Regions from separate parts of the Homo sapiens genome. Here regions 2 and 3 are each linked to region 1. The links are chromatin contacts, found by Hi-C or POLR2A ChIA-PET in ENCODE. All regions are on one chromosome and are shown on one strand. Each heading gives the region's core, a stretch centred on a gene start or an enhancer-like site at or near the end of the contact. The rest is flanking DNA. Distances are from core to core; before and after follow the strand shown. Region 1 holds the start of YAP1-DT (YAP1 divergent transcript). Region 2 has its middle 52 kb from the start of CEP126. Region 3 has its middle 75 kb from the start of BIRC3.

Region 1 (3,928 bases), core at 607-3,106:
AAGGAGAGGCTATGTTACTACCTGTGAAATAATCTGTGAACATGGGACAACAATGACAACTGACATTGATGTGGAACTCACTGCACGTCCCAAACTGGGCTAAGTACTTTATATCCATTGACTCATTTAATGCCCCAACAACTATGAGGTAGGTGTTATTACCCCTGATGCTAATATTAAAGAACAGGAAATAAATAACTTGTCCAAAACCTCACAGCTAGTAAATGGCAGAACTGGGACCTGAACTCAAAACTCTGTAACTCCAGAACCTGCAAGTCTGTCGTTAAATGCACTTGACATTTAGGAGTGGGAACAAATCCAAGAACTAGTCATGGGTGTCATTTACTCTGATCCTTTTTTTCAGACAGGAAACTGGGGGTTCAGAGTAGTTGATTGGAATCTTCTGTTAGAATTTTGAGTGTCTGAGGCCTGCTCCTTTGGCCGAGCCCTACCACACCAAGTGATACAGATCCTTCAGAATTCTCCTGGGCATGTTCTGGCTGAAGGAAGAAATTACCTTTTTGCTCACGGACTTTTTCCTTGCTTAATCCTACTTATACCTTTGTTTCACTAGCATTGTAGACAAAATCATTAAAACAAGAAAGCCAGATTTCCTTAGAATGGGCTTGTGCATTTAAAATTAGACTGATGTTGCACAATCCTATGAATATATTTAAAAAAACAGTGAATTGCTTAAATATACTAATATGTACAACTATTGCAAAAACTGTATGGTATATAAATTATATCTCAACAAGGATGCTTTAAAAAAAAAAAACCCAGAGTGTATGACTTAAAAAACATTTCTATTGTTTTTGAGTGGCTTCCAGAAGGGCTCCTTGTACATCAGGTGCCTGGGATGACCTCCTTGCCCATTCATTTCTTATTCAGTCCACATTAACGGAGTCCACCGTTGGGCCAGGCACAGGGATAGCAGGGGTAGGGACCCAGCTCCTTGAGGATGAAAGACAGGTACAGAGGCATGAATGCTTGTACCTGAAGACGCACTAATTTTTTGGGTTGCGGCTTCCAGTGACTATTGCAAATTCGAGTACTAAAAAAGTTGATGTGATTTCACTATTTGGAAAATGTAGTGTTTTTGTTTCTTTTAATAAGTTACACTGAGTTACAGACCTGGTCTCAAAGCTTCAATTACAGTAACCGTTTACCCCTCTCAAGTGAGTTTTTGCAGACTAACAGATAAGTGAAACAATTACAAAATAAAGTTAATGCTGAAAACAATGGATCTTTATTAACATCAATGCCGGCTCACGGTATCTATTTTAACTCCAATCTATCCTCGCGGCTTTAAGCTCGCACAGGCGCTCCGCTCGGTCAAGCCGGGGTAACGCGAGGAGGAGGAGGTGGGTTCGCACATCCTCTCTCCACTTCTTTCGGCCTTGGCCCTTTCGCAGGTCCAGGCGAACTGGAAGCGCCTTTCCCGAGCACGGGCGGGGAAAAGGGGCCGAGCGGAGCGGAAGAACTTCCTGCAGCCAAGGGCGCCCGCGTTCTCCGCAGACACCACAGTTCGGACCCGGATTGGACCCATCGTTTGCGGTTCGCGGGGCAGAATACGGGGCACGCTTCGGGCCCCTGCCCGGCTGAGCGCGGGCGAAGGGCGGACCGGGCCAGGGCGAGCGGGTCACGTGCGGCCGGGAGAGGCGCCGCGGGCCGGGAGTGTGCAGGAATGTAGCAACTTGCAGCGAAAAGTTTCCCTGCGCTGCCGGCCGGGCCGCGGTGCGGGCGGGCGCGCAGAGGAAGGAAGAGCCGAGAGGAGGCGGGGCCGCGGCGGCGCGGGCGGGCGCTTCTCCTAACTTTAGTTTTGGCGTTTGAGGCGAGTTTCTGTCTCAGTCGGGCGCAGCCGCCGCCAGGGAAAAGAAAGGGAGGAAGGAAGGAACAAGAAAAGGAAATAAAGAGAAAGGGGAGGCGGGGAAAGGCAACGAGCTGTCCGGCCTCCGTCAAGGGAGTTGGAGGGAAAAAGTTCTCAGGCGCCGCAGGTCCGAGTGCCTCGCAGCCCCTCCCGAGGCGCAGCCGCCAGACCAGTGGAGCCGGGGCGCAGGGCGGGGGCGGAGGCGCCGGGGCGGGGGATGCGGGGCCGCGGCGCAGCCCCCCGGCCCTGAGAGCGAGGACAGCGCCGCCCGGCCCGCAGCCGTCGCCGCTTCTCCACCTCGGCCCGTGGAGCCGGGGCGTCCGGGCGTAGCCCTCGCTCGCCTGGGTCAGGGGGTGCGCGTCGGGGGAGGCAGAAGCCATGGATCCCGGGCAGCAGCCGCCGCCTCAACCGGCCCCCCAGGGCCAAGGGCAGCCGCCTTCGCAGCCCCCGCAGGGGCAGGGCCCGCCGTCCGGACCCGGGCAACCGGCACCCGCGGCGACCCAGGCGGCGCCGCAGGCACCCCCCGCCGGGCATCAGATCGTGCACGTCCGCGGGGACTCGGAGACCGACCTGGAGGCGCTCTTCAACGCCGTCATGAACCCCAAGACGGCCAACGTGCCCCAGACCGTGCCCATGAGGCTCCGGAAGCTGCCCGACTCCTTCTTCAAGCCGCCGGAGCCCAAATCCCACTCCCGACAGGTAACCTCGTTGCCCCTCTCCCCGTTTCCCCGTCGGGCGGGCCTCAGACCGGGGGGGCGCTCGGGAGCCGCGGCCGCCAGCTCTGGTCAGGGGAGGGGGGTTGCGGGAACTCTAGCTGGGGTGGGGGTCCCGAGGCGAAGTGGAACTGGAGTCGTCCACTCCGCCGCGGTGACCAGCTCCCCACTCCTCCCAGAGTCCGGGGCTGAGATTTGTTTTTCCCTTCTGAGTTTCTCTCTGCGGTTGCAGCCCCGGGGGGCGTGCTTTCCCTCCTTCTTCCTTTCTTTCTTCCCGGGGTTCCCGAGAGGTTGGCGGGAGTGGAGGAGGGGTGGGGAGGAAGGAAGGGGGTGGGGAAAAGTCGGGCCTGGGCCGCGGTGGGCTTGCACAATGCGCGCGCCTCCGCGCGCTCCGCACCTTCGCTCCCGCCGGGCCGGGCTGGGAAAGGGGGAGGGGGGCCTCTGGCATTTGTGTGTGGGTGTGTTGCCAGCGGCGGCCGAGTTTGTGAAGTTGAGCCCTGGGCCCCTTTCCTTTGCGGCCTCTCGGTCCACTTCAGTCTCCTGGGGGAGTCAAATAATTGTTCTCTTGTTTTCCAGTGTTGATTAGAGGTGGGGGTAGAACCGGTCCATTTAGTTTTTTGCTCTTTCTTTCCTTCCCCCCTCCCGTTTCCCCTCCCCCTCCCGTAAGCATTTATTTTCCTCGCGGCTCAGGCGATTTCGGAATACAGGTTTCGGGCTTCCCCTGCCCAGACTTTCCTGGAAGTTGTTTATGGAGTTCTTTCACCCCTGCTCTTCCCTTGTGTGTTGGAACTTGGGCCGGCTTGCTCTTATCAAACTTAGTAGGTCGCGTGTTGGTTTCCCAGTTGTAGACTATTATTTACAGTCGGCTGAAACGCTTTTGAATTAGCCACATCTGTACGTTGCGCAGGAACTGAGTTGCGCTTTACAGTACCGAGGTTTTAACACAAGCCTTTGATAATACACTGCAGGTTGACTCATAGGCCAAGTCCTGCCTAGTTCAACTGTGATTAAAAGTTAATGTTTGGGAAGCGATGACTAATTCTAGGATCGCCATTGCTTTTTAATTCTTATTGCGGATATGAACATGGCTGCTATTCCACATACACAATGTTCGATTATTGTGCCAACTTGATTCAGCATAGAAGTGAAACTGTTTATAATGAGTGTTAACATTCCAATAGGTCCCAGTGGATTTGTTTTGTGTAGGGTTCTCTCTTTTTCTTTCTTTTTTATTTCTTCTTCTTTTTTTTTTTTTTTTTTTTTGAGAACTTGCTTCAGGCTAAACTTCAGCATAGGAACTTTGCCCAAAAGTTAATAGGTTTTCCAAATACTGCAATGTAGTTAG
Region 2 (3,928 bases), core at 572-3,071, 250 kb before region 1:
CATTGGACGAGGAATCTTTCTACCAGGGAGGCTGACCTTAAAGGAGCTGACAGCCAGAAGTGCTCTGCACTCCCCACAGCCAGGCTCCACTTACATGAAGTGAGCTGGGTGGCACATCTCTATATCTACCACTTGGTGGCAGTAGTGAAAGGACTGAGATGAGGTTATAAAATGAAAATTCATCTGCCAAAACGATTGCAGGATATTGCTATTTGGAATCAGCAAAATATGAGGAAGATGTACCGGACTCGATTGGAAAATGTGAGGCTGCTAGACCGAGCAAGTACTAAATTTTAGCTCGAGCTTTATTTAGTAATATGGGTATAATTACCAGATTATGGATTCAACTATAAAAGCTGAAGCAGCTGGAAGTTGCTTTTGTGTTTCTCATCTAATTTGATAAAAACTTGAACTCAAAGGTGGTCCAAGCTAGATTTTGGCCTCTATACTGTAAACAAAGAATTTCTGTCAACTAAGTACTTCACGAGATAGAAATTCTAGTATGTATTTACCACATAGCAACCAGATAATCACCACCAACCTTCAACTATATCCTATTAAAGGATGCAGAAGGCACACTCTCCCCATCAAGACATAGGAGAGGAGTGTGCCAACAGCTATGAAGTGCTAGAGTAGTTGTTCTCTATATAGCACAATGCTGGTGAAAAATGCTAAAGATTAAATGGCCTCCCTCAATTCAATAGTGTATTAGGTCATTCTCACAATGCTATAAAGAAGTGCCTGAGACTAGGTAATTTATAAAGAAAAAGGGTTTAATCAGCTCAGCTCTGCAAGCTATACAGGAAGCATGATACTGTCATCTCCTCAGCTTCTGAGGAGGCCTCAGGAAACTTACAATCATGGCAGAAGTCTCTCACTTATGAGTGAGAATATACGATGTTTGGTTTTCCATTTCTGAATTACTTCACTTAAAATAATAGTCTCCAACCCCATCCAGGTTGCAGCAAATGCCATTAATTCATTCCTTTTAGTGGCTGAGTAGTATTCCATTGAGTAATTAATAGAGGGAAAATTAAGCTGCAACATGGATTTGCTTTCATGTTAAGAAAGCTACTGCATTTCATCAGCATCTTTTGTCTCAGCAAATTCAACTCCAGCCTGGGTGACAAAACAAGACCCTGTCTCATAAGAAAAAGAAACCCAAGCTTATCTAAGCTAGATGGGGCATTTATTTTAGCAATACTGTCCATGAACTCTGAAGAGAGACACCAATGATCTCATGATGACTGGAATTCCTTCTGCCACCTTCAAGCAGAAAATTGAAAACTACAGTCTATGCACACACATGCACCCTAAGGGTCAGGCTTTGTCAGCGAGGTCCTATCAAAGAGGATGGGGGCATTGCCAGGAGATACCCCTAATAAATCCATCCCCTAATACGTCCAGCCCTTAATGATGTCCTGGGATGGACTCTCCTTCACAGGCTCATACTTCAGTGTTTGTAAATATGTCATCATAACCCCACTCCAACTGGTAAAATAACTTCCCCACAGCAAATAAAGACACAGCCTAGACAAGTATTAGAAGCAACTCCGTTAGCACAAAGAAAACTTCTCACCAATCTCAAATTTTTCTGTAACTCTACATTCAAGATGCATTTTTACTGCAAAAACAAGTTCCTAAGAAGAACACAGGAATGAGGAAGGATACAAGACAAGCCAGGGGGGTGCAAGAGAAAAGAAAAACAAGTGTTATCCAGCTTGTGATGCAATCACAGGCCAAGCACCCATGGATGGAATCACTTAACAGGCTCTGGGGGAAAACAGACTGTCAGGTCCACTGTAGTGCCACTGGAGGGAGCAGGAGTGAAATAGTGACTGATATCTGTGCTAAATATACTGATGTTCTGAGATTATTGGGGTCAGGGGAGGAGATTGCAGAGAGAGAGAGGAGAAGATTGCATAAAACGGGACAATTAATAGATATGTATAGTGCACAGGCAAGTGGAGTGGTAGTACAAGAGCAAGGTAGCAGGCTCGTACAGTGAGGCTGTTTCTTGGGAAACTAGGGAGCAGCCCAAAGATAGTGGAATTACTAAGAATTCCATTGATATTTCCAATCAGCAATGGCCATTCAAGAGAAAATCCATGCAAAATTTGGGATCAAATGTTTCAGGCATTAAGGAAAGTTAGGGCGACTCATCCTTCCTTTCTCAGTTACGAAAAAAAACCCAACCTTAAATAGAGCAGACAATTTCCAGAATGGAATGCAAGGCCACTGTGAATTGGCTAGCCTCTATGCAAGCAAGGCCCTGCTTTAACGGTAGCTGTTAGTCCAGTTCTTTCCAGGCTGCTATTTTCCTTCTTAGTGACTTGATGTTACTTCTGAGTACATGTCTTGGGTCCTTACATCACATATTTTTTACTTCTAACCATAAATTCTAAAGGTGTGCTCACTAGAACGGGAGCCCTCTCTAGATCATTCTAAGCAAAGTTTGGAGAACTAGTTGCCTCCTTTCTTTGGGTTCACAGTTTCTATGCCTGTAATCAGTTGTCAGGATCCCTGTTGAGAATCTCCAGAATAAGTTTCTGCCTATACCCATGAATATTTATCAGCCTAATTCACCAGGAGGCTTAACCCAGAGCTTCTCCCTGACTTCTGGAAGCTCAAGGTTTTTTATACTACTTGTCACCAACACTGTGTTCCAGCATATTCCCAGATGATTAAAACTTCCAAAGCAGTAGACCTTTATTATTCCAAAAAGATTCCTCCATCAACATACCAAACTGATGAGGGATTGTAAAGTATACAGAGAGCCCCTTCTCCCACATTGAGGCACTTCTCCAGCAGGAAATAAGAATGTAGTTAGTCATAATAGAAGCTCATTAAACTTGACTAGGATTTTAACAGTTAGGGAAAGATGACAATCACTTAAAGTTCATTAAGATCCCATGTCAGTATAACCTTTAGTATAAAGCATGGCATGTTTTTGCCCACAAAATTTTTAATCTCAAATTAAATGAGACTTGACCCTTGATCTATGTTCCAATCCATAACAATATTTGGCATATGAGCAAAGGCCATATTAGTTTTAAAAAAAAACTAGTTTAATTATTATGAATTTTGTAATAATTATATTCTAACTCATAATGTAACCCCTATTTAGTGCAATTAGTAAGATTTGATTTCTAACAAAGCCTGATTCTACTAATATCAAAGATAAAACGTACTGGGAGATTGAATTAAAACTTCTACAAGGTGTTTTTCCACTGTACCTGATTCATCCAAAAATCCTCTCATCTATAAAAGAAATAAGAATACCGACCAACAAAAAAGTTGTCAGAATCAACTGTTGCAGAACTACAGAAATTAATCAAAGGCTTGCAACAATCTGGGAATAATTTATTTACCAAAAAAAAAGCTCAATCTTGGTAAGAAAAATAGGTTTATAGTTTTATAACTTCCCTTTTCCTATCTCCTCTCCCAGCTCAGTCACAGCCTCAAAAGTCAATAACCTACAATCACAGTGAAAACCAGCAGCCTGTCATACACTGAAGAAGGTGGAATGGGGTTGGAGCTTCTTTAAAGCACATTCACAGAAAATTGTTGTGATGTTAATTGCCTGTTGGTTCCCTAGAAGAGCCCACTGACAGGGTTGTCTTCATTTTTACCTTACTAAGAACTCTCCCTTGTGAAAAATTCTTTTCCCCAAAAGTGTTGAAAACAATAAGAGTCAATTGCATAATATTGCAGCTGCCTGAAGTGGTGGATAACAGTTATGGCTAACAACAGACTAATTAAAAAGCTTAAAGGGAAAGCTAGAGGATAAGCTGTCCATAGGAACCTTGAAAAGCTGTGACACATCCCTGAGACTATAGAAGCCACTTATGTGTGTAAAGCTGTGTGCATGTACAGGGCTCTGCATATGCTCAGGAAATACCTGATAACCCTCTAAACTCTCTCCTCT
Region 3 (3,928 bases), core at 1,015-3,514, 130 kb after region 1:
GCAGTGGCACGGTCACGGCTCACTGCAGCCTCAATCTCCCATGCTCAACTGATCCTCCTACGTCAGTCTCCGAGTAGCTGGGACTAAAGGCATGCACCACCACACCTGGCTAATTTTTTTTTTTTTTTTTTTTTTTTTTTTTTTTTTAGAGATGGGGTCTCACCACATTGCCCAGGCTGGTCTCAAATTCCTGGGCCCAAGCAATCCACTCACCTTGGCCTCCCAAAGTGCAGGGATTACAGGCGTGAACCACCACACCTGGCAGAATGGAAATAATTTTGTGGAATTTATTGTACAGAGATAAAAATTAGGGAAGCTGCCGTCTGAGCAGATTCCTGACTTGTGAAACTTACCTGAAGAAAAACTATGGAAAATCTAAAATCATGAGGCTATCAAGAGCAGCTACTCAAAAGCCAAAGATGGCAAGCCCATTTAGGGGTCATTGAATAGGAATGGATCAACTAAAAGGCCTGAACAAAACTGAAGTCAGAAAAGGGAAATGCTTTGGCCAATCTAGATTTTCTGTTTAGTCATATCTGTCACTGTTTGCTAGGTGCTTTCAATAAACGTTTGAGCACCCACCACATGCCAAGCATTGGACTAGGCCTGGAAATGCAATGCCAGAAAAGTATGATCTTATGGTCTAGTGGGAAAACAGACCTTAAGGAATTAAAAGTATCATGATCATTGGGGGAAAATGCACATTCCAGTGGTCAGAAAATAGAAGCATAAGTTCACAGAGTCCAAAATGTGTTTTGTGTGGCCATGCCAACAAGGATCAGTAGGAATCCCGTATGTGCTAATGCAAAGATTCACTCGACCCTTCACTGCCCAGGAGGAGAGGTGGGTTGTTTGCACGGGAGTGATGTGCAGTTGGCGTGCAGACATCAAGAGCCAGTGTGAGCAAGTGACACTTCTTCAGTCGAACCCTGCTCTGGTGTGGTTGCTATATACCAGTGGCAGCAGAGAGACCAGGCTCACCAGTATAATTCTGCTGTTGAAGAGGGAGGCTGCTATGTCAAGACATATTGTTCTAGAATATTTCCAAGACCCCCTGCCTGCAGGAGGAGGTGCAATGGGCAGAGGAGCTCAGTGTCATGGAGTGTTGCTGAGTCACTAGTACCAGCAATGGGAAGTCATTGAAGAGTGTTGAGTAGGGAAATGATGTGGTCACGTGAGTGTGTTCAAAAGATGTTTCTAGCTGCTGTGTGACATGAACTAGAGGGAGGGGGTGAGCATGGTGGGGCCAAGTGGAAACTACAGTGGCAGTGCAGGGGTGAGGAGATGGTGGTTGTGGCAGTGGGAGAGAAAAGGCTCAGGCTTGGAACTGCCTAGGTGTGGGAGAGAAGGACAACAAGTAGTGTGAAACAACAGAAGAATGGGATCGGGGAAATATCCCAGACAAAAACATGTGGGTGAAGTGCAGAGCACAAATAAAGGTTGCTGCCTGACCCAAAAAGAGATTGCTGCTCTGTGAATCCTGTGTTACCATAAAGGACAACTGATTTAGATGGTGAACTTAATGGGCAACTCTAGAGTGTGTTTGATCTCATTAAACTCTAACACAACACACAGGAAACCCCAAAAATAACAAGACCAGTCCACAACCCCTTTAAAATCAAGAGCAAGGCCGGGCGCAGTGGCTCGCGCCTGTAATCCTAGCACTTTGGGAGGCTGAGGCAGGTGGATCACAAGGTCAGGAGTTCGAGACCAGCCTGACCAACATGGTGAAACCCTGTCTCTACTAAAAATACAAAAATTAGCCAGGAGTGATGTCGTGCACCTGTAATCCCAGCTACTCAGGAGGCTGAGGCACGAGAATCACTTGAACCCAGGAGGCAGAGCTTGCAGTGAGCCAAGATCATGCCACTGCACTCCAGCCTGGGTGACAGAGTGAGACTCCATCTCAAAAAAATAAATAAATAAAATAAATAAATAAATAAATCAAGCAAAATAGAAGAAACCAAAACATGCAACCATCCCAAATACAAATACAAAACATGGATTTAAATGATTTGTCACGTCGCTATTTTTAAATGCAGGGCGAATCCCATTAGAACCTTTCTCTCTGTGGATAAAATACAAATCCCTGCCTAATAAGCACAATAAGAGAATGTTGGCAATTCTGTTATTTCATCTCTAGCACGAATTGACCTCATTTCTCCAACTGGCTTTGTGCTTTGAAAAACTGACCAAAATGCCACGCGTGTGTTTGATTAGCACTTCACACCTTGTTTACAGTGCACTAGAGAAACTGGCTGTTGTTGGCATCCGTCCAGCTGTTCCTGATGAGTTGCCAGGCTGAGAAATCTCCCTGGATTGGGATAACTGGAACAAAGGCCAGGCTGACTGAAAAGTCAGCTGAGGCTGGGCCTGGTGGCTCACGCCTGTAATCCCAGCACTTTGGGAGGCCGAGGTGGGTGGATCGCTTGAGCCCAGGAGTTCAAGACCAGCCTGGGCAATACAGTGAGACCTCGTCTCTACAAAAAATAAAAAATGTAGTCAGGCGTGGTGGCACATGCCTATAGTCCCAGCTACTCAGGAGGCTGAGCCAGGAGGATTGCTTGAGCCCGGAAGGCAGAGGTTGCAGTGAGCCAAGATGGTGCCACTGCACTCCAGCCTGGGTGACAGTGATACTGTCTCAAAAAAAAAAAAAAAAGAAAAAGGAACGTTCAGATGGTCTTTTTTATTTTTGGTGGGGTGTGGGGAGAGATGCCCCAAAGCCTGAGCTAGACTCCTAGAGCTCTTTAATCCCCAGAACCAGCATCTATGAAAGAGGAGACTTTTTACAGCCCTACCCTCTTTTTCTTTGGCTACTGTGAAGTGTTTTCCCTCTGAGCTAAGGTATAAATGGCAACTGGTTTCCAAAACCACTTATTCACATAGCTAGTGAACCATTTGGGCTGGTACTGATAGCCTCCCCTGAACCATCCCAGGCATGGGGAGGGTTACAAGTGCTTCATGATATTTGTAGGTCAAGACCCTTGACACCCTGCCCAGGGCAGCCTGAGCAGGGTAGTTGGGAGTGACCCCATATGGTCAGGACTCGGGAGCCGGATCCCTCAGGATCACAAAAGCACACAAGGAGGTGTGAGGCAGAGTTCAGCCAGGTCTCGAAATGAGAGAATTGCAGGCCAGGCACGGTGGCTCACGCCTGTAATTCCAGCACTTTGGGAGGCCAGGGCAGGCAGATCACTTGAGACCAGAAGTTCAAGACCAGCCTGGCCAACATGATGAAACCCCGTCTCTACTAAAAATAGAAAAAATTAGCCGGGCTTGGTGGCGGACGCCTATAATCCCAGCTACTCGGGAGGCTGAGGCAGGAGAATTGCTTGAACTTGGGAGACAGAGGTTGCAGTGAGCTGAAATTGCACCACTGCACTCCAGCCTGGGTGACAGAATGAGACTCCATCTCAAAAAAAGAAAGAGAGAGAGAGACAGAGAGAGAGAGAGAGACAGGGAGGAGGGAGAAGGGGGAAGGGGGAAGGGAAGGGGGAAGGGAAGGGAAGAAAGAAGAGAAGGAAGGGAAGGAAGAGAAAAAGAGAAAGAGAAGAAAGAAAGGAAGAAAGAAAGAGAAAGGAAAGAAAGGAAGAAAGAGAAAAAGAAAGAAAGAAAGAAAGAAGGAAAAAGAAACAAAGAAAAAGAAAGAATTGCAGATCTCTAGGGAGAAAAACGAGGCCCAGAAGGACAAAGTGACTTGCTCAAAGCCATGTAGCTAACAAGGGACAGAGTCTTACACTTTTCACTCCCAGTGAATTTCTCCTATAGCTATATTGGTAAAAACCACAGAGTCAAAATTGCTCTCAAACTCCCATGACCTTGCCTGTAATACAGTTCGTCCAAAGGTTCACACTCTGAAAGGCACTTAGAGGGCTAATAGCAATGGAAGAACAGCAGGTCCAGATCGCCCATTTCAGGCTCACTCTGA

What was found. Hi-C counts contacts between places; a loop is a spot of excess contacts on that map. ChIA-PET counts read pairs that join two places held with the same protein, here RNA polymerase II (POLR2A). Pooled maps may share reads with other maps.
Region 2: a loop to region 1 is called in a map of IMR-90, with 11 times the contacts of the local background. The contact joins the enhancer-like site here to the promoter of YAP1-DT in region 1. A Hi-C loop is called at or near these places in 9 of 168 maps with a recorded cell type or tissue (Caco-2, HepG2, IMR-90 and 6 more) and 5 of 50 pooled maps. POLR2A ChIA-PET finds 5 or more read pairs at or near these places in 5 of 52 experiments (HCT116, HepG2, MCF 10A and 1 more).
Region 3: a loop to region 1 is called in a map of adrenal gland, with 2.2 times the contacts of the local background. The contact joins the enhancer-like site here to the promoter of YAP1-DT in region 1. A Hi-C loop is called at or near these places in 2 of 168 maps with a recorded cell type or tissue (adrenal gland and breast epithelium) and 7 of 50 pooled maps. POLR2A ChIA-PET finds 5 or more read pairs at or near these places in 9 of 52 experiments (A673, CD8-positive, alpha-beta memory T cell, GM12878 and 6 more).

What each region holds. Positions count from the first base shown.
Region 1 is chr11:102,108,601-102,112,528 of GRCh38, forward strand. YAP1-DT (YAP1 divergent transcript) reads right to left here and starts at 1,857. Exons shown (of 1, transcript NR_198976.1): 1 at 1,227-1,857. YAP1 (Yes1 associated transcriptional regulator) reads left to right here and starts at 1,847. Exons shown (of 9, transcript NM_001130145.3): 1 at 1,847-2,569. The coding sequence starts at 2,249. RefSeq lists silencers at 1,570-1,619, 1,630-1,759.
Region 2 is chr11:101,860,815-101,864,742 of GRCh38, forward strand. No RefSeq gene overlaps it. Among named protein-coding and RNA genes, the nearest start is that of CEP126, 52 kb to the right of the region's middle. Within about 2 kb of position 1,822, at least 5 of the 41 ENCODE cell types and tissues checked have a DNase peak (open chromatin) inside an H3K27ac peak, as active enhancers do; they include IMR-90, PC-3, PC-9 and 1 more, where a contact is called at or near this core.
Region 3 is chr11:102,240,092-102,244,019 of GRCh38, forward strand. No RefSeq gene overlaps it. Among named protein-coding and RNA genes, the nearest start is that of BIRC3, 75 kb to the right of the region's middle. Within about 2 kb of position 2,265, at least 4 of the 41 ENCODE cell types and tissues checked have a DNase peak (open chromatin) inside an H3K27ac peak, as active enhancers do; they include breast epithelium, where a contact is called at or near this core.